Linked DNA regions of Homo sapiens: regions 2, 3 and 4 are each linked to region 1. The links are chromatin contacts, found by Hi-C or POLR2A ChIA-PET in ENCODE. All regions are on one chromosome and are shown on one strand. The core of a region is the stretch at or near the end of the contact, and the rest is flanking DNA. Distances in the headings are between cores, read along the strand shown. Region 1 holds the start of KIF2C (kinesin family member 2C). Region 2 holds the start of MAST2 (microtubule associated serine/threonine kinase 2). Region 3 holds the start of IPP (intracisternal A particle-promoted polypeptide). Region 4 holds the start of PIK3R3 (phosphoinositide-3-kinase regulatory subunit 3).

Region 1 (4,393 bases), core at 304-2,803:
TCTGCCAGCCCTGGCCTCCCGAGGTGCCGGGATTGCAGACGGAGTCTCGCTCACTCAGTGCTCAATGTTGCCCAGGCTGGAGTGCGGTGGCGTGATCTCGGCTCGCTACAACCTCCACCTCCCAGCCGCCTGCCTTGGCCTCCCAAAGTGCCGAGATTGCAGCCTCTGCTCGGCCGCCACCCGGTCTAGGAAGTGAGGAGCGTCTCTTCCCGGCCGCCCATCGTCTGGGATGTGGGGAGCGCCTCTGCCCCGCCGCGACCCCGTCTGGGAACTGAGGAGTGTCTCTGCCCCGCCGCCACCCTGTCTGGGAGGTGAGGATCGTCTCTGACTGGCCGCCCCGTCTGAGAAGTGAGGAGCCACTCTGCCCGGCAGCCGCCCCGTCCGGGAGATGAGGAGCGTCTCCTCCCGGCAGCCGCCCCGTCCAGGAGGTGGGGGGAAAGCCCCCGACCGGCCAGCCGCCCCGTCTGGGAGGTGGGGGGCAGCCCCCTCCCAGCCGCCGCCCTGTCTGGGAGGTGGGGGGGGGGGGCGCCTCTGCCCGGCTGCCCCATTTGGGAAGTGAGGAGCCCCTCTGCCCCGCCGCCACCCCATCTGGGAGGTGTACCCAATAGCTCATTGAGAACGGGCCATGATGACGATGGCGGTTTTGTCGAATAGAAAAGGGGGAAATGTGGGGAAAAGAAAGAGAGATCAGATTGTTACTGTGTCTGTGTAGAAAGAAGTAGACATAGGAGACTCCATTTTGTTCTGTACTAAGAAAAATTCTTTTGCCTTGGGATGCTGTTAATCTATAACCTTACCCCCAACCCCGTGCTCTCTGAAACATGTGCTGTGTCCACTAAGGGTTAAATGGAAAAAAAAAAAAAGGAGGACAGGAACTATGTGTCTAGTTCATTATCTCCATTTCCTGGTACCATGCCTAGCAGGTGGTAGACTTCACTCAATAAATATCTGGTGAATCAGTGTCTTTCTGGAAATTTATACATAACTCCTTGAATGAGGCAACATGCTTCTGCACTATTTAATAAGAAAAACTAAGTCAAGTTTCTAATCTGTGGTTTTGTTTTGCTTTGAGAACAGGGTCTTGGCTATGTTGCCCTGTCTGGTCTCGAACTTCTGATCTCGAGCGATCACTCCCACCTCTCCCTTCCTAAGTGTTGGGATTAACAGGAGTGAGCCACCGCGCCCGGCCAAGTCTCCAACTTGCTCGAGGTCACTGAACTTGCAATTGAAGAAGCTACGATTCGAACCCATGTCTGTAGGATCCCAGAGCCCTCATTGTCAAATACATACTGAAGTTTCCCAGTTTTCGGGAACCCCGCAGTACAAGGTGACCGAGGACAATACCAGAAATGGGAGCCCCAGACCCCACGTAGCGGCGAAGTTCCCAGAAGGCACAGCGCTCGGGGGTGTGGCCAGACGCATGGGCGGTGCCAAGCGTAGGAAGATGGTTGGGAACTGCGTCTCCCCCAAGGCTCCGCAGGGCGCCGCTGACTGGCGGAAGCGAGGGCGGGGACAGCGGAATGACGTTTTAAGGACGCTTGCGCGCGGGATTTAAACTGCGGCGGTTTACGCGGCGTTAAGACTTCGTAGGGTTAGCGAAATTGAGGTTTCTTGGTATTGCGCGTTTCTCTTCCTTGCTGACTCTCCGAATGGCCATGGACTCGTCGCTTCAGGCCCGCCTGTTTCCCGGTCTCGCTATCAAGATCCAACGCAGTAATGGTGAGGAGCGGGGTCCCTAGGTCAAGGGGACTCGTGAGCGGTGAGACGACTGAAATTACTGCCCGTCCCCGGACACACAGATGGGCTTTCACTCTCTTTCTCTCCCTCCCTCCTTTTCACACGCACTCACTCCGGGTCTCTGCACTGGCAGTCATTCTTGCCTACACAGGGGTGAGAGTCCCTGCGCTGTACGTGGTCCCTTTCGCAGTCCTCTGGGAGTGGGCGGACCTTCTCCAAGGCTGGTAGACCTCCCAGGGAAGTTGGGACTTCTAAATTCACTTCCCTTCCAAAATTCTCCCCTGAAAATGCCCTGCTCTTATGGGGACCTCGGTCTCCTGGCCCCTTTACTCTCGAATAAATATTGCGCAGTTGCGGTATGTCAGGTAAACGGGACAGACAAGAACCCTGCGCTTGAGGAGCTTGTAGTCGTTCTCTCTTTTGCTTAAGCAGGTACCGCAGTTCTGGCAGGTCTGATACCCGTGTCATTAGGGAAATGGACAGATATGACCGCCAGAAATGAGTTAGGAAAACCCCAAAAGGGCCAGATCCTCAATGCTATGTTGAGGAAAAGTTCATCTAAGGGTTGTGGGGAATCCTGTGCTCAAACATACCTTTTGTATGTTCTCTTTTGTAGGCTCTATCTCTCTTTTTTTGTAGGCTCTCTTGAGTAGGGGTGAATCCTTATCCCATGCAGCTCAGTTTAAAAACCTGTCCCCAGCCCACCTCACTGTGGATATTCTAAAGGTGAAGCCCAGGAGATTTATTTGTTTCTCTTAGTTTTTTTTTTTTTTTTTTTTAAGGTAGCTGCCTGTTCCTTCAGGTTAACTCCACTTTGGGAATCTCTGTGGAATCCTAAAAGTGAAGCTCTCAGGAAAGAGATGGGTAACTCTGGTTTTTTCATACTTTATAGGTTTAATTCACAGTGCCAATGTAAGGACTGTGAACTTGGAGAAATCCTGTGTTTCAGTGGAATGGGCAGAAGGAGGTGCCACAAAGGGCAAAGAGGTAGGTTCTATGAGAATTCCTCTACCACATTTAATGTCTTCCTACATAAAGGATCTGTGCAGAAGTGGAATCTGTGAGAGCCTAGTTTCTGATGCTGTGCTCTTCTCACTCACGCCTGTAATCCCAGAACTTTGGGAGGCTGAGACGGGCAGATCACCTGATGTCAGGAGTTCGAGACCATCCTGGCCAACATGGCGAAACCTGTCTCTACTGAAAATACAAAAATTAGCCAGTCGTGGTAGTGCATGCCTGTAATCCCAACTACTTGGGAGCCTGAGGCAGGAGAACTGCTTGAACCTGGGAGGCGGAGGTTGCAGTGAGCCGAAACTGTGCCGCTGCACTCCAGCCTGGGTGACAGTGAGAATCTGTCTCAAAAAAAAAAAAAAAAAAAAATTGGCTGGGTGCGGTGGCTCTTGCCTCTAATCCCGACACTTTGAGAGGCCTGGTCTGGAGGATTGCTTGAGCTCAGGAGTTCGAGACCAGCCTGGGAAAAATGTTGAGACCTTGTCTCTACAAAAAAATTAAAAATTATCAGGGTGTGGTGGCTCACGCCTGTGGTTCCAGCTACTCGGGAAGCTGAGGTGGGAGGATTGATTTAGCCTGGGAGGTTGAGGCTGCACTGAACCATGATCGAGCCACTGCACTCTGGCCTGGGCGACAGAGTGAGACCTTTCCTCAAAAAATAAAAATGGTCTTCTTGGCTGGGCACAGTGGCTCACATGTATAATCCCAGCACTTTGGGAGGCCGAGGTGGGCAGATCGCTTTGAGCTCAGCAGTTCAAGACCAGGCTGGGCAACATGACAAAACCTCATTTCTACAAAAAATACAAAAAACATTAGCCGGGCATGGTGGTGCATGCCTGTGGTCCCAGCTGCTCTGGAGGCTGAGGCTGGAGAATTGCTGGAGTCTGGGAAAGCACAGGTTTCAGTGAGCTGAAATTGCACCACTGCTCTCCAGCCTCCTGGGCAACAGAATGAGGACTTGTCTCAAAAAAAAAAAAAAAAAAAAAAAGAATGGTCCCCTTCCAGATGCATTGGGATTTTATTTAGTCAGGTCCATTCTAAATTGAAGCAATCAATAATTTTCTGGGTTTTTTTTGTTTGTTTGTTTGTTTGTTTTGAGACAGAGTCTCACTCTGTCACCCAGGCTGGAGTGCAGTGGCGAGATCTCAGCTCACTGCAAGCTCCGCCTCCCGGGTTCACGTCATTCTCCTGCCTCAGCCTCCCGAGTAACTGGTACTACAGGTGCCCGCCACTACGCCCGGCTAATTTTTTGTATTTTTAGTAGAGATGGGGTTTCACTGTGTTAGCCGGGATGGTCTCGATCTCCTGACCTCGTGATCCGCCTGCCTCTGCCTCCCAAAGTGCTGGGATTACAGGCGTGAGCCACCATGCCCGGCTCTGGTATGTTTGTAGAAAGCAAACTGCAGCCAGGCGCAGTGGCTCATGCCTGTAATCCCAGCACTTTGGGAGGCCGAGGTGGGCGGATCACTTGAGATCAGGAGTTTGAGACCAGCCTGGCCAACATAGCGAAACCCCCATCTCTACTAAAAATACAAAAATTAGCTGGGTGTGGTGGCACGGGCCTGTAATCCCAGCTACTTGGGAAGCTGGGGCAGGAGGATCACATGAACCTGGGAGGCAGAGGTTGCAGTGAGCTGAGATCATG
Region 2 (4,430 bases), core at 1,222-3,721, 1.1 Mb after region 1:
GCACAGTAGCAGCGCAGCTCATTGCCTGGTGGTTGTGACAGCAGTGTCCTGAGATTGTCCCTAAGGTTCAGTCTGTGGGGGCTCCTTGTTTCCTGCCAGCTACGTAAGCCTTTTTCTCCTATCTCTGTTCAGCTCTGTGATCCATTCTATGTAGCCTTCTAAGAAATTACCCCTTAGGCTTAAGATAGTCAGAGTTGTTTGTTATTTGTAACTAAGGATGTGACAGACCCTGTACATGTAGCTGGAATAATTATAATTAGTTGTCACCACATGGATTAATGGGAGAAGGAGAGGGAGGTAGAGGCCAGATTTGGATGGCCTTGCCAGCCATAGTAAGTTTACACTTCATCTTGAGATTCATTTAATTGCTTTTTTTTTTGAGATGGAATCTCGCTCTGTCGCCCAGGCTGGAGTTCAGTGGTGCGATCTTGGCTCACTGCCAGCTCCGCCTCCCGGGTTCACGCCATTCTCCTGCCTCAGCCTCCCGAGTAGCTGGGACTACAGGCGCCCGCCATCACGCCCAGCTAATTTTTTGTATTTTTAGCAGAGACAGGGTTTCACCGTGTTGGCCAGGATGGTCTTGATCTCCTGACCTCGTTATCCACCTGCCTTGGCCTCCCAAAGTGCTGGGATTACAGGAGTGAGCCACCGTGCCCGGCCTCATTTAACTGTTTTTTTTTTTTTTTTTTTTTTTTGAGACGGAGTCTTGCTCTGTCACCCAGGCTGGAGTGCGGTGGCACGATCTTGGCTCACTGCAAGCTCTGTCTCCCAGGTTCATGCAGTTCTCAGCCTCCTGAGTAGCTGGGACTACAGGCACCCACCACCACGCCTGGCTAATTTTTTTGTATTTTTAGTAGAGACGGGGTTTCACTGTGTTAGCCAGGATGGTCTCGATCTCCTGAATTCATGATCTGCCCGCCTTGGCCTCCCAAAGTGCTGGGATTATAGGCGTGAGCCACTGCACCCGGTCCATTTAATTGTTTTAAGCAAGCAAGTAACATATAGGAAGAGTCTTGTGAGGGCTTTTTGAAGGATGAGTTTAAAGACAATGAGACTGGCATAAGTGAACCCGTTGAAGGCTTTCTCAGTCAAGTAGGTGAGGGAAGATGAAACTTGAGGTGGTGCCAATGGGACGGAAAGAGGAGGCAGATTGGAGAAATAGTGAGGTTATAGAGGCAATAAGACTTGTTCATTTATTGGATGTGAGGAAAGGACAAGGAAGGAGTCCAGGATGATTTCCAGGTTTCTGGTTGAGGCAACTGGATGGGTGGTAAGGAACTGGGACAGGGAATAGAGGAGCAGGCTGGTGACAGGCCGTAGAGCACATTGGTTATGTGCATCCTCCCGGCCTCCCAGAAGGAATCCATCACTTTTTCCACTTTTATAGGTGTTTCCGCACTGTCTTTCTGTCCGGATCTGGCAGACCTGGGTTTGAGTCCTGGCTCTGGACTTATAAGCTGTGTGATGTTGAGCATATTATGTAATTTGAGCCTATTTCCTCAACTGTAAAATGGAAATACAACTTACTTCTTGTTTGTGTATGTCTGAATTGAATGCACAGTGTGTGGTATGCAGTGGGCACTCCATAGTGTTGGCTATTTTTATTACTCAGAAAGGGGTCAGGGAAGAGGCCCAGGACAAATGGGTGAAGGCTTTAAGCAAGGCTTCTAGGTCAAAAGAGGAAAAACACAACATGTGGCAGACCAGCTGAAGCCAGAGGGAGGCCAGAGCTGAGCTACCACCACATGTTGCTGAGCAGATGAGTCACTGCAGGCAGCAGGTCAGGCTACCCAGGCCACAGCAGACTGGGCTGGGCTCTACACGATGACTTCATTGTATGCCTTTTTTGTCCTCTCCTCCTCCCAGAAGGAATCCATCACTTTTTCCACTTTTATAGGCGTTTCCACACTGTCTTACTGTCCGGAAAGAGCAAACACGGTGGAAAGGGACAGAAGAGCCAGAATTCCGTCTAGTTTGATCACTGATTTGCTGGGTGACCTGGTGCATTTCACTTCGCCTCAGTCTCTTTATCTGTAATATGAGAATGCGCAGATTTGCCTCCTAAGTGTGATGTGAGAATTAGGTGAGAGTTGGCAGGCACTAAATAAAAAAGCATGCATTAGCCTTCTATTCATTAGTTGTGTTATTCTGTCTCCTTCCTGCTCCCGGCCCCTCTCTCCCTAGTTCTTTGAGGACACCGATCGACTCGAACTCATTTTTGGGTCCCCAGCACTGAGCTTGGCCCAGCAGTTTCATGAATGGATGAATGAAAGATTCAATGGGAGTCCGCAGCCGCTGACGGCGCGCCGAGAGCCCCGCTCGCTTCTGGTCCTCCGACTGCGCGCCAGGGCCACGGGCGGGTCCTTTGCGACCGTTCGCTGGCGCGTGCGCGGGAGGCGGCGCGCGGCCGGAGGTGGCGGGCGGGCTCCCGGTGCGCGCGCGTGAGGGGCGGGGCCGGCCGAAGGCTGGCTGTAGGCAGGCGGCTGAGCCGGCGGCGGGTGGCCTGCCCAACGTGTGCTGGGTGGGAGAAGGCGAGGCGTCAGCGATGCTGTCTCTTCCGTGAGGAGCGCAGAGGAGGTCGCGGCGCCGGAGGCCCCAGAAGGCTCGAAGGCGCCGCGGGCTGGGGTCGGTGGCTTAGGGAGCCCGTCCGGCCATGGTGGCCGCGGGTGGTGGTTGGCGCGGCTGCGCTGCGGCCCGGGGCAGTGCGGAGCCGGGACAGTCGCGGCGCTGACGCCCGCGGGCCCCAGCTGCAGATATGAAGCGGAGCCGCTGCCGCGACCGACCGCAGCCGCCGCCGCCCGACCGCCGGGAGGATGGAGTTCAGCGGGCAGCGGAGCTGTCTCAGTCTTTGCCGCCGCGCCGGCGAGCGCCGCCCGGGAGGCAGCGGCTGGAGGAGCGGACGGGCCCCGCGGGGCCCGAGGGCAAGGAGCAGGTAGGGCGGGTTGGGATCCGGGAGGGTGAACCTGAATGGAAGCCGTGGGGGAGGGGATCTTCGGCGGGAGGACCCGGGCTGGAGCTTTGGAGGGGTGGGGTCTGAGTAGTTCGCGGGGAGGAGTGGGAGGTCTGGGGAGGCCGAGAAATGGGGAGTGGAGAAATGGAAGTGGTGGCCTGGGGTTGTATTGGAAATGGGGGTGTAGAAGAATGAAAAATTGGTGCAAGAGATAGTCAGGGGTTCTGGATGGGGCGAAAGGACGCTGGAATGTGGGCTGAGTGTGTGAGCTGCAACGAGTAGGCTTACTAAAGAGGCGTTGAGGAGTTATCCATAGGAGTAAATAGAGTAAGATGTAAGTCAATTTGATGTAGTGTTATCCTGTTTTCTAGAGGTTGTCCTTAAAATTGTAAAAACGGATGACACTCCCAAGCATTCTCTGATTTGGCCATCATTATACTTTTGTACCAGTGTGTTCACAATCATTGTTAAGGCTCTCTTTACCAACCATCTATTTCACAAGAAAGCACTTGTGAAACACCTGCATGTGAGCAGTGTTAAGCCCAATTTTGTGAACAGAATTCGTAGATATATGGTTTGCCTGCTAGTTTTCCACTGAAAACACATTACTGGGAAAACACAGCAGCATACAAATATTCATGGAGTTTCTGAATGAACAGGATATGTTTATGTAATTTATTAGTCAAGAGTAGGTGTATTTATGAGTAGGGGATAAAGGTCAGTTTTATCAGGCAGGAGAAGCTGCCACTAGTAGCGGTAATAAGTTTAGTGAAAGGAGAATAAGTAATCCTTGGTCTTGTTGGATTTACAGAAAAATGTTCTGTAGTAATGAACTCTAGTGACAGCTTTCCTTTTGTTCAGCTCTATTCGGGATCCTACTGACTTCATCCATGAATGTTTTAAGACTTCTTATAGGTCTCTTACCTCTTTTCTCTCAGATAAATTAGCATTTTCCTTAGACATTTTTTTTTTTTTTTGAGACGAAGTCTCGCTCTGTCGCCCAGGGGAGAGTGCAGTGGCATTATTTCGGCTCACTGCAACCTCCACCTCCTGGGTTCAGCGATTCTCCTGCCTCAGCCTCCCGGCTAGCTGGGATTACAGGTGCCTACCACCATGTCCAGCTAATTTTTTTGTATTTTTAGCAGAGACAGGGTTTCACCATGTTGGCCAGGCTGGTCTGGAACTCTGACCTCAGGTAATCGGGATTACAGGCATGAGCCAGTGTGCCCGGCCCTTTAGACAGTTTAAAAATTATATACCATGCTAGGTAGCCCTTGGACTTTTCCCCCCTTTTGTTCTTCCACCTCTTATTCCCCACTGAGCCCTGAGGAGACTGCACCATTGACCATCTCTGCCCCGCTTCTAGCTGCTGAGCATTGTCCTCTTGCTGCAATTTACTCCCCCATGTGCCTAATACTTATCTTTTACATTCTCTGCAGTATCATCTAGTCAAAACTTGTACAATGAACTTCAAGTCCAG
Region 3 (5,042 bases), core at 2,223-4,722, 1.0 Mb after region 1:
CATAGCTTTAGCACCAGTATATAACATATGTTAGGTTTCCAATGTTTGTGAAATGAATGAGAACAAGGAGAAATAACAACAGCTTAGGTTGGGTTTTTTTTTTAACTTTTAACTTCTCCACATATTATGTCAATGGTAACTCTCACAATAATTAAGAGGTGAGAAGAAAAGATAATCTTATCTAAAATGAGAGAAAAGGAAACTGAAGCTCAAAGTTTCCCCAAGGATACAATGTTAGTATGACAGTCTCAGTATCTGAATCCAGGCCTTCTTACTCTAAATCCAGGACTGTTCCACCATATCACACTGCATAGGAATTATTAGGCCACCGGACACGTTCTAAATTACTTTTTAAATAAAGAAACTGCTGGGCACAGTGGCTCACGCCTGTAATCCCAGCACGTTGGGATGCTGAGGCGTGAGGATCACTTGAATCCAGGAGTTCGAGACCAACCTGACCAACATGACAAAACCCCGTCTCTTCTAAAAATATAAAAATTAGCCAGGCGTGGTGGATCAGGGCTATAATCCCAGCTACTTGGGAGGCTGAGGCACAAGAATCACCTGAGCCCAGGAGATGGAGGTTGCAGTGAGCTGAGATCACACCACTGCCCTCCGCTCTCCAGCCTGGGTAACAGAGCAAGACTCTGTCTCAAAAAAAAAAAAAAAAAAAAAAAAAAAAAAAAACCATGAGATCCTGTAATATAAGACATATGGAATAGCACAGGGAAATTTAAGATGACTAAGATTTTGTAATTTAGGTATCAATGACAATGGGTAATAAGACTTATAGTGTGGGCTGATGTTAGAAAAAAAATGGTTACGTTTATAGCATTTAAACTTATCAAAGTCAAAATAACAAGGCTGATTATCATCACTTTCTAGGAATTAACTTATTGAGAAATTTGATTGAGAGATTCGAAGGTAGCTGCTAAAACTTCATATCACCATCTACAGAATATCAACATATTACATATAACTAGCATATAATAGCAAGAAGTGTTTGAGGTGATGAATATGGTAATTACCCTGATTTGATAATTATACATTATATACATGTATCAAAATATCACACTGTACCTCATAAATGTAAATATAAAACAATTATTATGTGCCAATTTAAAAAATATCTATTTTGGGGGACAGGGTCTCACTCTGTCACCCAAATTGAAGTGAAAAATAAATTTTTTAAAGAGGGTGAAAGGGGCTGGGCACAGTGGCTCATACCTGTAAGCCCAGATTTTTAGGAGGCTGAGGCAGGCAGATCGCTTGAGTCCAGGAGTTTGAGACCAGTCTGGGCAACATGGCTAAACCCTGTCTCTACTAAAAATACAAAAAAATTAGCCAGGCATGATAGCACAGGCCTGTAGTCCCAGCTACTCAGGGGAGGCTGAGGTGGGAGGACCACCTGAGCCAGGGAAGTCCAGGCTGCAGTGAGCTGAGATGGTGCCACTGCACTCCAGCCTGGACAACAGAGCAAGACCGTGTCTCAACAACAACAACAACAAAAAGCAGGTGCGGTGACTCACGCCTTTAATCCCAGCACTTTGGAAGGCTGAGGCGGGTGGATCACCAGAGGTCAGGCGTTCAGGACCAGCCTGGCCAACATGGTGACCCCATCTCTACTAAAAAATACAAAAAATTACCCAGTCATGGTGGTGGGCGCCTGTAATCCCAGTGACGTGGGCGGCTGAGGCAGGAGAATCGCTTGAACCTGGGAGGCAGAGGTTGCAGTGAGTGGAGATGGAGCCACTGCATTCCAGCCTGGGCAACAGAGAGACTCCGTCTCAAAAAAAAAAAAGGAAAAAAAGGGGGTGGGGGCGGAGAAACCATGTATTTGGCCCTACACAGAAATGTGACCTGGAACTATTATCAACATGACATGACTGTCAGGCCTTTTCTGTTTTACATTTCTGTCAGCACATTTTGAACCCTAGTGGTTTAATTACAAGGTACCTCCTCTGTCCCCTACTTCAAGGCATCAAGCACAGCCACTGAGCTAAAATGCTGCCTCCTGCTACAAGAAAGAGTTGACTGAATATCCATTCGGGTGGCAGACAACAGAAATACTAGTCTGTTACCATGCTTCTCAGTAACTGCTGATACCATCCCACTGTCAGTGGAGTAGGAACGTCATCCCAAAAGGTGGCATGTGGAGTGACCATATTTCCAAAGGAAAAGAGCACAATTCTGTGACGTTGCATGCCTCACGTGCCCCAAACTTGAAAAGCAGATTGTTGACTGGGCAAGGTGGCTCACACCTATAACCCCAGCACTTTGGGATGTCCTGTCGGGAGGATCGCTTGATTTTTTGTTTTTTTTTTTTGTTTTGTTTTTGTTTTTTGTTTTTTTTTTTTTGAGACGGAGTCTCGCTCTGTCGCCCAGGCTGGAGTGCAGTGGCACGATCTCGGCTCACTGCAAGCTCCGCCTCCCGGGTTCACGCCATTCTCCTGCCTCAGCCTCCCGAGCAGCTGGGACTACAGGCGCCCGCCACCACGCCCGGCTAATTTTTTGCATTTTTAGTAGAGACGGGGTTTCACCGTGTTAGCCAGGATGGTCTCGATCTCCTGACCTCGTGATCCGCCCGCCTCGGCCTCCCAAAGTGCTGGGATTACAGGCGTGAGCCACCGCGCCCGGCCAGGGAGGATCGCTTGAGTCCTAGAGTTCAAGACCAGCCTGGGCAATACAGCGAGCCCCCCGCCGCAAAAAAAATTGTTTTAACATTAGCTGGCTGTGATGGGGCAAGCCTGTACTTCCGGCTACTTGGGAGGCTGAGGTGAGAGGATCGCTAGAGCCTGAGAAGTCGAGGCTGCAGTGAGTTGTGATCGCACCACTGCATTCCAGCCTAGGAGAAGGGGCGAGACTGTCTCAAAAAAAAAAGCAGATTATTAGGAAACGGTAGAAATGCCCAGAGGAACTAAAGCGGACCTATGTTTGCTGGCTTTGAATTCACTGCTGGGAACATGTGGAAACTGCTTCAGCAAAGGGGTGTCAGAAAGAATCCCCGGAACAAGTGTCAAAACACCCGTGGTTCTTTGTGCTTGAGTTGGGGGCCCGGCCTAGAGAGCTAGCCCTAAACTGCTGCTACACTAAAAGCTAATAATCGTTCCTGCGCTACCTAAAGGTCAGGGAAGGGATCTCAGACAAACGAGGCGACAACAGAGGGACTGGGGACACAGCCTCAGGATTCCCCAGTTGGGGCGGGGGAGGCAGGAGCGGTCCGGACGAGAAGGTCTGGGGAGGGCGACACTTAGACTGTCGGAGGAAGGCCTGCGGCGGCAGAAGGAAAGACAAGGAAATACACAGTTCTAGAGGCTTCTCTCACTCCAGTCCTCAGGGGTCCGGAAAGCCGGAGGGAGTAGAAGAGGAAGTTCCCAACCCCGTCACAGACGCGCCCGAACGCAGGCCCTCCTTACCCGCCGCTTCCCCTTCCCTCCGGCGCCCGCTCAGGCCCTGCGCGCGCAGTCGCGACCAGCCCCGGCCGGAGAGGGCGGGGGAAACCTGGCGGGGGTGACGAGGCGGGAGTGACTGGGCCGTACAGTTCCCCGAGAACTGGAGGCGAAGCCGGGCGGTGGGAAGGGACTTCGGACGCTTCGCGGGCCCTGGGTTTTCACTGCGCGTGCGCGAGGTTCTTCCGCTCGCGGGAGACTGGGCCGCTGGCGCCTCTCAGTGCCCACTGATGGGGCCCAGGGCTTGGGCTTGCTTCCCCAAGGATCAACAGCTTAGCTGCAAGCCTCTGCTTCTGCCTGCTGGGGCCGGCTGGCTCGCCCTTTCCATTCCGCTTGCACTCTGATTCTTGTGGTGTCCCAAGAAGGCCGCGGATCTCAGTTAAGCAGAGACGAGCCGAACACCTGGCACGGTCCTTCTCTACTGTTCTCTCGAATCGTTTTCTGAGTGCATGACTGAGCCTGGCACTGAAGGGATACTTATTTTGGGGAAGGAAGAACTCAAAAGTCCAGTTTTTTTCACTGTTGACCCTCATGTGTCACATTAGTGGCTTTCAAACTGTTTTGATCCCAGCCTACGGTGAACAAAAATATTTTACATCAAACTCAATACCACATACTTGTGAGTATATATATAGAAGTATATATCTAACATAAAATCTCATTTCTTTATTTTTATTTTTATTTTTTATTTTTTGAGACGGAATTTCGCTCTTGTTGCCCAGGCTAGAATGAATGCAATGGCCGGATCTCGGCTCACCGCAACCTCCGCCTCCTGGGTTCAAGCGATTCTCCTGCCTCAGCCTCTCAAGTAGCTGGGATTGCAGGCATGCGCCACCATGCCCGGCTAATTTTGTATTTTTAGTACAGACTGAGTTTCTCCATGTTGGTCAGGCTGGTCTCAAACTCCCCACCTCAGGTGATCCGCCCGACTCGGCCTCCCAAAGTGTATTTCTTTCTCTTTTTATGAGACAGGGCCTGGCTTTGTCGCCCAGGCTGGAGTGCAGTGGTGCCATCTCGGCTCACTGCAGCCTCGACTTCCTGGGCTCTGGTAGTCCTCCCACCTCAGCCTCCTGAGTAGCTGGGACTACAGGCCTGTGCCACCACCGCCAGGCTAATTTTTTGTATTTTTAGTAGAGACAAGATTTCGCCATGTTGACCAGGCTGGTCTCCAACTCCTGGGCTCGAGTGATCCGCCCGCCTCGGCCTCCCAAAGTGCTGGGAGGTGTGAGCCACTGTGCCTGGCCTGAAACAAAATCTTCACAAAACTATGTTTACACTTACGACCCGCAGTGCACTAAATTTTTATTTCTTCTTTTCTACTTCATTACCAAAAACTGCTAACAGGGACCTATTGTCAGCAAACATTGTCAAAGACTTGGAAATGAGGAAAAGAGAATTCTGTGTGCCCTTTCAGTGTAAGGCTGGACGGATTTGCATCCATAGGGAGCTCTGACTTTCTATTGACTAAAGTATTTCACCAGAAAACTGGTAGTACTTAAAATAATTCTTGCCCGTCTGTAGAAAAGATACACCAAAACATTGTTTTATTGACCTGTAGCATATTAAGCCATTTTTACCCTTCTCAGCAAATTC
Region 4 (4,509 bases), core at 1,266-3,765, 1.4 Mb after region 1:
CATTCTTCATTTTCTCCCCTCCTCCCTACTCACCTCCCACCCAACAAATTCCCTTTGTATGTCTGCAAGGCAAGGTACTATATAATGCAGTATAATTCTAAGGCAGTTTGAATATATAATTCTTATAACAGGAATCTAGAATTATTAACCTTACTTTTTACAATAAAAGTACCAGTGATGTACTAAATTTCTATTCATATGTATGACAAATGTATCTAACATGCTTTACCGTTAGGGGGAAACAAAGGGGGAAAGACACAATAGATGGGTGGCAAATCTTACAAACTTTACAAAACACTGAAAAGCTGCATCTGGATTGCAGTCACAATTATAAAAGCAAATAAAGCTCTGAAATAAAGGAAAAGAAAAAAATTCTAAGTGATCATCAAGAGTGAAAAAGGTTTATTCAATACTAGTTTTTAGTACAGCACCATTTAACACTGACTAATTGAAAAAAAAAACAGGATAATTCACCGTTTGCAAGGACACAGGAAACAATTTCTACATACCTTCTATAAGACAGTTACACTTCTTCACACTTGCATGGCTCAAATCCTTTCAAACGTTTCCAAAAATACAGTCTTATAATAAACGAGGTTCCCCAATGACACACATTTTATTCTGTAGACTTAGCCATAACACGTTTTAAAATACATAAAGAATTCATCCTCGACAGAAACAAGGAGTCACAAAGGCTCTCTACTTATTCAGAATCATTACATAAAACACCATCTGTAACTGCAAACAGGGTTTGAGAAAATCTGACAGCTAATAATCATAAAATGGGGTAGACTTTAAAGGAAAAAAAAGCCAACTTTTCCATTTTGCTTTCCTTTTCCTTTCCTACCAGATACACAAAATGTCTGTAATAGCGTCAGACAGAGCTTTAAAATAAAAATATAGTGCTATATATGTATACTTTACATTACGTGTATAGGAACACATATGTATATATCACACGTTCACAGGAAACAGAAAGGTTCCCTCGTTTTTGTTTTTGCTTTTTCTTTATTCTAGGAATTGAAGTTACATTAAACCCTATCCCATAAATTAAGTTAAATCATCATTAAATTAAAGAGTAATAAAATATTGCACGTAGATTTCTCTGAGCGACTATCTTCTGAGAAGGAAAACCTCAGACTAAGACCATGGCTGAATACGAACGCCCAATCCCTAAAAAAAATCACTAACCGGCATTTGTTTCTGCAAGAGAAAAAGGGAGTCTTACAATGAATAATCACATAACTCAGTTTCAGAAGTTAACCGGGGTAAAACACAACGAACCAAATTAGACAAATGTATGAAAGGACAAGCTTTCAAGAATTCGCCCAAAGTGAAAGACTGGTTTTAACCCCGGGATATAAAACATCCTTTGCAGGTAGAAGAGTCTTTAATTGAAAAAGAAAAAAATAAAATAAAGTGGCGGGCACAAGAAAAACCTGAACGACACGCAAAGGCAAAGTAAAAAATAATGATAATTTTAAAAAGGGGTCTCTCCTCCCACCCCCACTTCCAGCCCCCACCCCCACCTTCGCAGGACAATAGGATCAGGGTCCTAACTGCAAACTTTAAACGTGTAAACCAGAAGCAGTTTTACCGCAGCTGTAACTGCAAATCTCCTCATCCCGAACCTAGCGCACCCAGGAATACTTCTGCCCTGAAAACATCAGCAAGCTCTTGGTAAATACAAATCAGACCCATCACGAGATTCTTTTTTTTTTTCTCCCAAGTACCTGGAGGATCCATTTCAATATAAAATATCAGTTCTGTCGAATAGGGCATCATCACCTCCCTCCAGTCTGCGTCATCGCGGTCCATACTCCACACCGTATTGTACATCGCGCTGTCAGGGGCAGGTCGCCAGGAGATATATAGAAGGCATATATTTTTTATCTGGTATTTAAAAATCTAAAAATATATATCTGCAAAAGTTCCACACGGAAATGTACTTCGGGTTTTCCAACGGCCAGTACCAGTCCGGCCAAACTACCCGAACAGGGTCCTCCCCCTCTCTCCTACAGAACACAACAAAATGCCCCCGAACTTTCAAGCTATGGGCTTTTCTCCTCAGAGGATTACACAGAGGCTTGGGGGACGGAGAGCAGAGGTGTTAAAAAGCGGCTTCCCAAAAATCCTTTCTACACAGTCGCTCTCCGGGGAGAAAAGCTCCCACCGCCTCCAAATCTTTCCGCGGAAGCCACTTTTGTGTCCTTCGAAGGAGGGAGAATGAAGAGGAAAAAAAAGAACACGTTGGGAGAAACCCGGGCAAGTGACAAAGGAAGGCAAAAAAGGGGGCTGGAGATTGCGTTCAAGTTTCGGGGTCCCACTGGTCTGCAGAGAGCGAATCCCCCAGAGGCCGGGACTCGGGCTCCTCTCCGGTCGGTCTCGGAACCGAAGCTGCCGCAGCCTCGGGAATGGGGCCGGCCGGAGAAGTCCAGTCAGCTCGGCTTGTCTGGGCGCTCCCGCCGGGGTGTAAGAACCAACCCGACCGCACCAACTGCCCTCAAGCTCTGCCCGGACTCCAGCCACTAGAGTTTCATTTTAACGGCGCGGAGGGGACACCCTCCCCGCCCCATGCTGCCCACCCGCTGAGGCGCCACCCAACCGCGCCGGGAGGGGGGACAGCAGGCATCACCACCGCCCCTTCCACGCCGTCCCGCCTCGATGTACCGGGATTCTGTCAAGTGCCTGAGAACATGTTCAAAAAGCTGCTCTCCATCTCGACTTTCACGTCTCCCCACCGCTCTCTAGGCTTCGGCTCCCCAATCAGCCATCCGCGCTCTCCCCCAGCCTCAATCAGAATGGTACGATCCGGGCGCTGGCCGCACTCCAGGAGTCAGTGCCGGGAGCACGCGAGCCAGGCGAGGAGGGAGTGGGGCGAGGGAAGAGAGGCAAGGTGGGTGGTGATTGGCTGAGGCCGGTTGCCGGAGCCTGGAGCCTGCGTCTTTTGTCTGCCTTGCTCCTGCGAAGGAGCGGGAGACGGCTGCGCGCCCCAAGCGGGCCAATCAGGAGACAGCCGGCGCCGGCCGGTAAGGCGGCGATTGGTCAGAGCCCAGTTACTAAGCGGGACAAAGGCAGAAGGGGAAAAGAAAAGAGGAGGAAAAAAAAGAAAGAAAGAAAGGAAGAAAACGCAAACGGCGGTTACTGACAGGCTGGGCGAGCGCTCGGGGGCTCAAACTGCCTGGAGACAGGCGGGGCTCCTGCTGAGGCTTGGTCCGCCCGGACGAGTAAGGAGAGGAGCCAGGGAGGACCTGCTGGCGTGAGACGCCTCTGCCCGGTGATTGGCCGCGGGGGAAGGGAGCGGACACAGAGGGGGCACGTTCTGTCACTTGGCGGGGTGCGCGCTCTTCTGGTCCTTAGGAGGTCTCTGGGGAGACTCCTTTCCTACAGACCTCTTCACCTTGCTGGGACAGCCCTCTCCGCACCCTTGACAAGTTGTCAAAGCAATGGTCCCCAAACCCACTTGCCACCTTACCACTCAGGGAGAGGATGTGCCCGTGGCCCCTGCAACCTTCCTGGCTGCTACCTGACCCCACTCCCTGCTTCTCCCCTTGAGCAATTGGACATTTCTGAGGGAGGCATTTCGCAGTTCCTCTGTGCTTCCCACCCAAAGACTTTTGAACCCAGAGGTAACTCCCCACGCCTAAAATAGTGAGAGGTCTCAGCAAGCCCTCCTGCTCGAGTGCTCAAACCAATTAAAAAAAAAAAAAGTCTTGGAATTACAGTGCATGTGTAATTTCTAAGATAAGTCACAGGTGTTGGAATCTCTCACCAAAAGGGCTCTATTCTGTTTCCCTGACAGACCCTCTTCCTCACATACTCATTCCCACCCCCAAAGCTTAAATCTGGGAGATTGGCTTCACTATGAAAATGCTGAATATTTCCATGCATTTCAGAAACAGCTAATTAACTTGCTGGGGAACACTGAATAGCTAAAAGCAGATTTGTGTCTCCTGAAGATTGTGCCTGGAATTGCCATCCTGTATACCCTACAATACAGTCTGAGGAGGCCAAAAACTGCTCCATTTCCTCTTTACACAGGAGTAACAAAGCCCATTGTGTTTGAGTTGACAGCCTGATTTAAGCCCTAGCAAAACCTCCTACCTTGAGCATGTCTGCTATATTGATTCGCCTATGGAAGAGTTGCCACGTTTCACCCTCTACCTCCTAAGGTGGTTCTGCCTTCCTTAAAGATGCCCTGAGTTGAGACAGTTCCTGAGGGCAGACAGTCAAAATGTATATGGACTGGGTATAGAGTAACTGGTTTAAAAGGGCCAGAAAGTATGGATGGACATGGTTGAGCTAAGAAAAGACACCAGGATTCTTATATGCTTTCTTATTATTTCTGAAATCCAAATATGATTTCAACTTTGGGGCAGGACTCATTAATTATAATTTCCTGAACCATTCCTTACAGGTAGAAGATACTGGAAGATCAACTCTAATTTGTGGCTGCCTTCCCAGCAGTCTCTACTTCAGCATATCTGGGAGCCAGAAGCACTCAAGTTT

The links. Hi-C counts contacts between places; a loop is a spot of excess contacts on that map. ChIA-PET counts read pairs that join two places held with the same protein, here RNA polymerase II (POLR2A). Pooled maps may share reads with other maps.
Region 2: a pooled map shows a loop between it and region 1 (8-fold over the local background). The contact joins the promoter of MAST2 here to the promoter of KIF2C in region 1. A Hi-C loop is called at or near these places in 6 of 50 pooled maps. POLR2A ChIA-PET finds 5 or more read pairs at or near these places in 2 of 52 experiments (IMR-90 and K562).
Region 3: a loop to region 1 is called in a pooled map, with 8 times the contacts of the local background. The contact joins the promoter of IPP here to the promoter of KIF2C in region 1. A Hi-C loop is called at or near these places in 8 of 50 pooled maps. POLR2A ChIA-PET finds 5 or more read pairs at or near these places in 2 of 52 experiments (PC-9 and activated CD4-positive, alpha-beta T cell).
Region 4: a pooled map shows a loop between it and region 1 (9-fold over the local background). The contact joins the promoter of PIK3R3 here to the promoter of KIF2C in region 1. A Hi-C loop is called at or near these places in 6 of 50 pooled maps. POLR2A ChIA-PET finds 5 or more read pairs at or near these places in 2 of 52 experiments (A673 and CD4-positive, alpha-beta T cell).

What each region holds. Positions count from the first base shown.
Region 1 is chr1:44,738,284-44,742,676 of GRCh38, forward strand. It overlaps KIF2C (kinesin family member 2C), which reads left to right and starts at 1,554. Exons shown (of 21, transcript NM_006845.4): 1 at 1,554-1,719; 2 at 2,630-2,724. The coding sequence starts at 1,650. RefSeq lists an enhancer at 1,205-1,374.
Region 2 is chr1:45,801,141-45,805,570 of GRCh38, forward strand. MAST2 (microtubule associated serine/threonine kinase 2) reads left to right here and starts at 2,472. Exons shown (of 29, transcript NM_015112.3): 1 at 2,472-2,932. The coding sequence starts at 2,756. RefSeq lists a silencer at 2,300-2,739.
Region 3 is chr1:45,747,181-45,752,222 of GRCh38, forward strand. It overlaps IPP (intracisternal A particle-promoted polypeptide), which reads right to left and starts at 3,473. Exons shown (of 9, transcript NM_005897.3): 1 at 3,417-3,473. It overlaps LOC105378693 (a long non-coding RNA gene), which reads left to right and starts at 3,769. Exons shown (of 3, transcript XR_947290.2): 1 at 3,769-4,068. RefSeq lists a silencer at 3,314-3,583.
Region 4 is chr1:46,130,114-46,134,622 of GRCh38, forward strand. PIK3R3 (phosphoinositide-3-kinase regulatory subunit 3) reads right to left here and starts at 2,516. Exons shown (of 10, transcript NM_003629.4): 1 at 1,734-2,516. The coding sequence starts at 1,839. The region is part of intron 1 of P3R3URF-PIK3R3 (P3R3URF-PIK3R3 readthrough); the gene reads right to left. It overlaps LOC101929626 (a long non-coding RNA gene), which reads left to right and starts at 3,258. Exons shown (of 3, transcript NR_125987.1): 1 at 3,258-3,277; 2 at 4,418-4,509. RefSeq lists enhancers at 1,779-1,828, 3,069-3,298.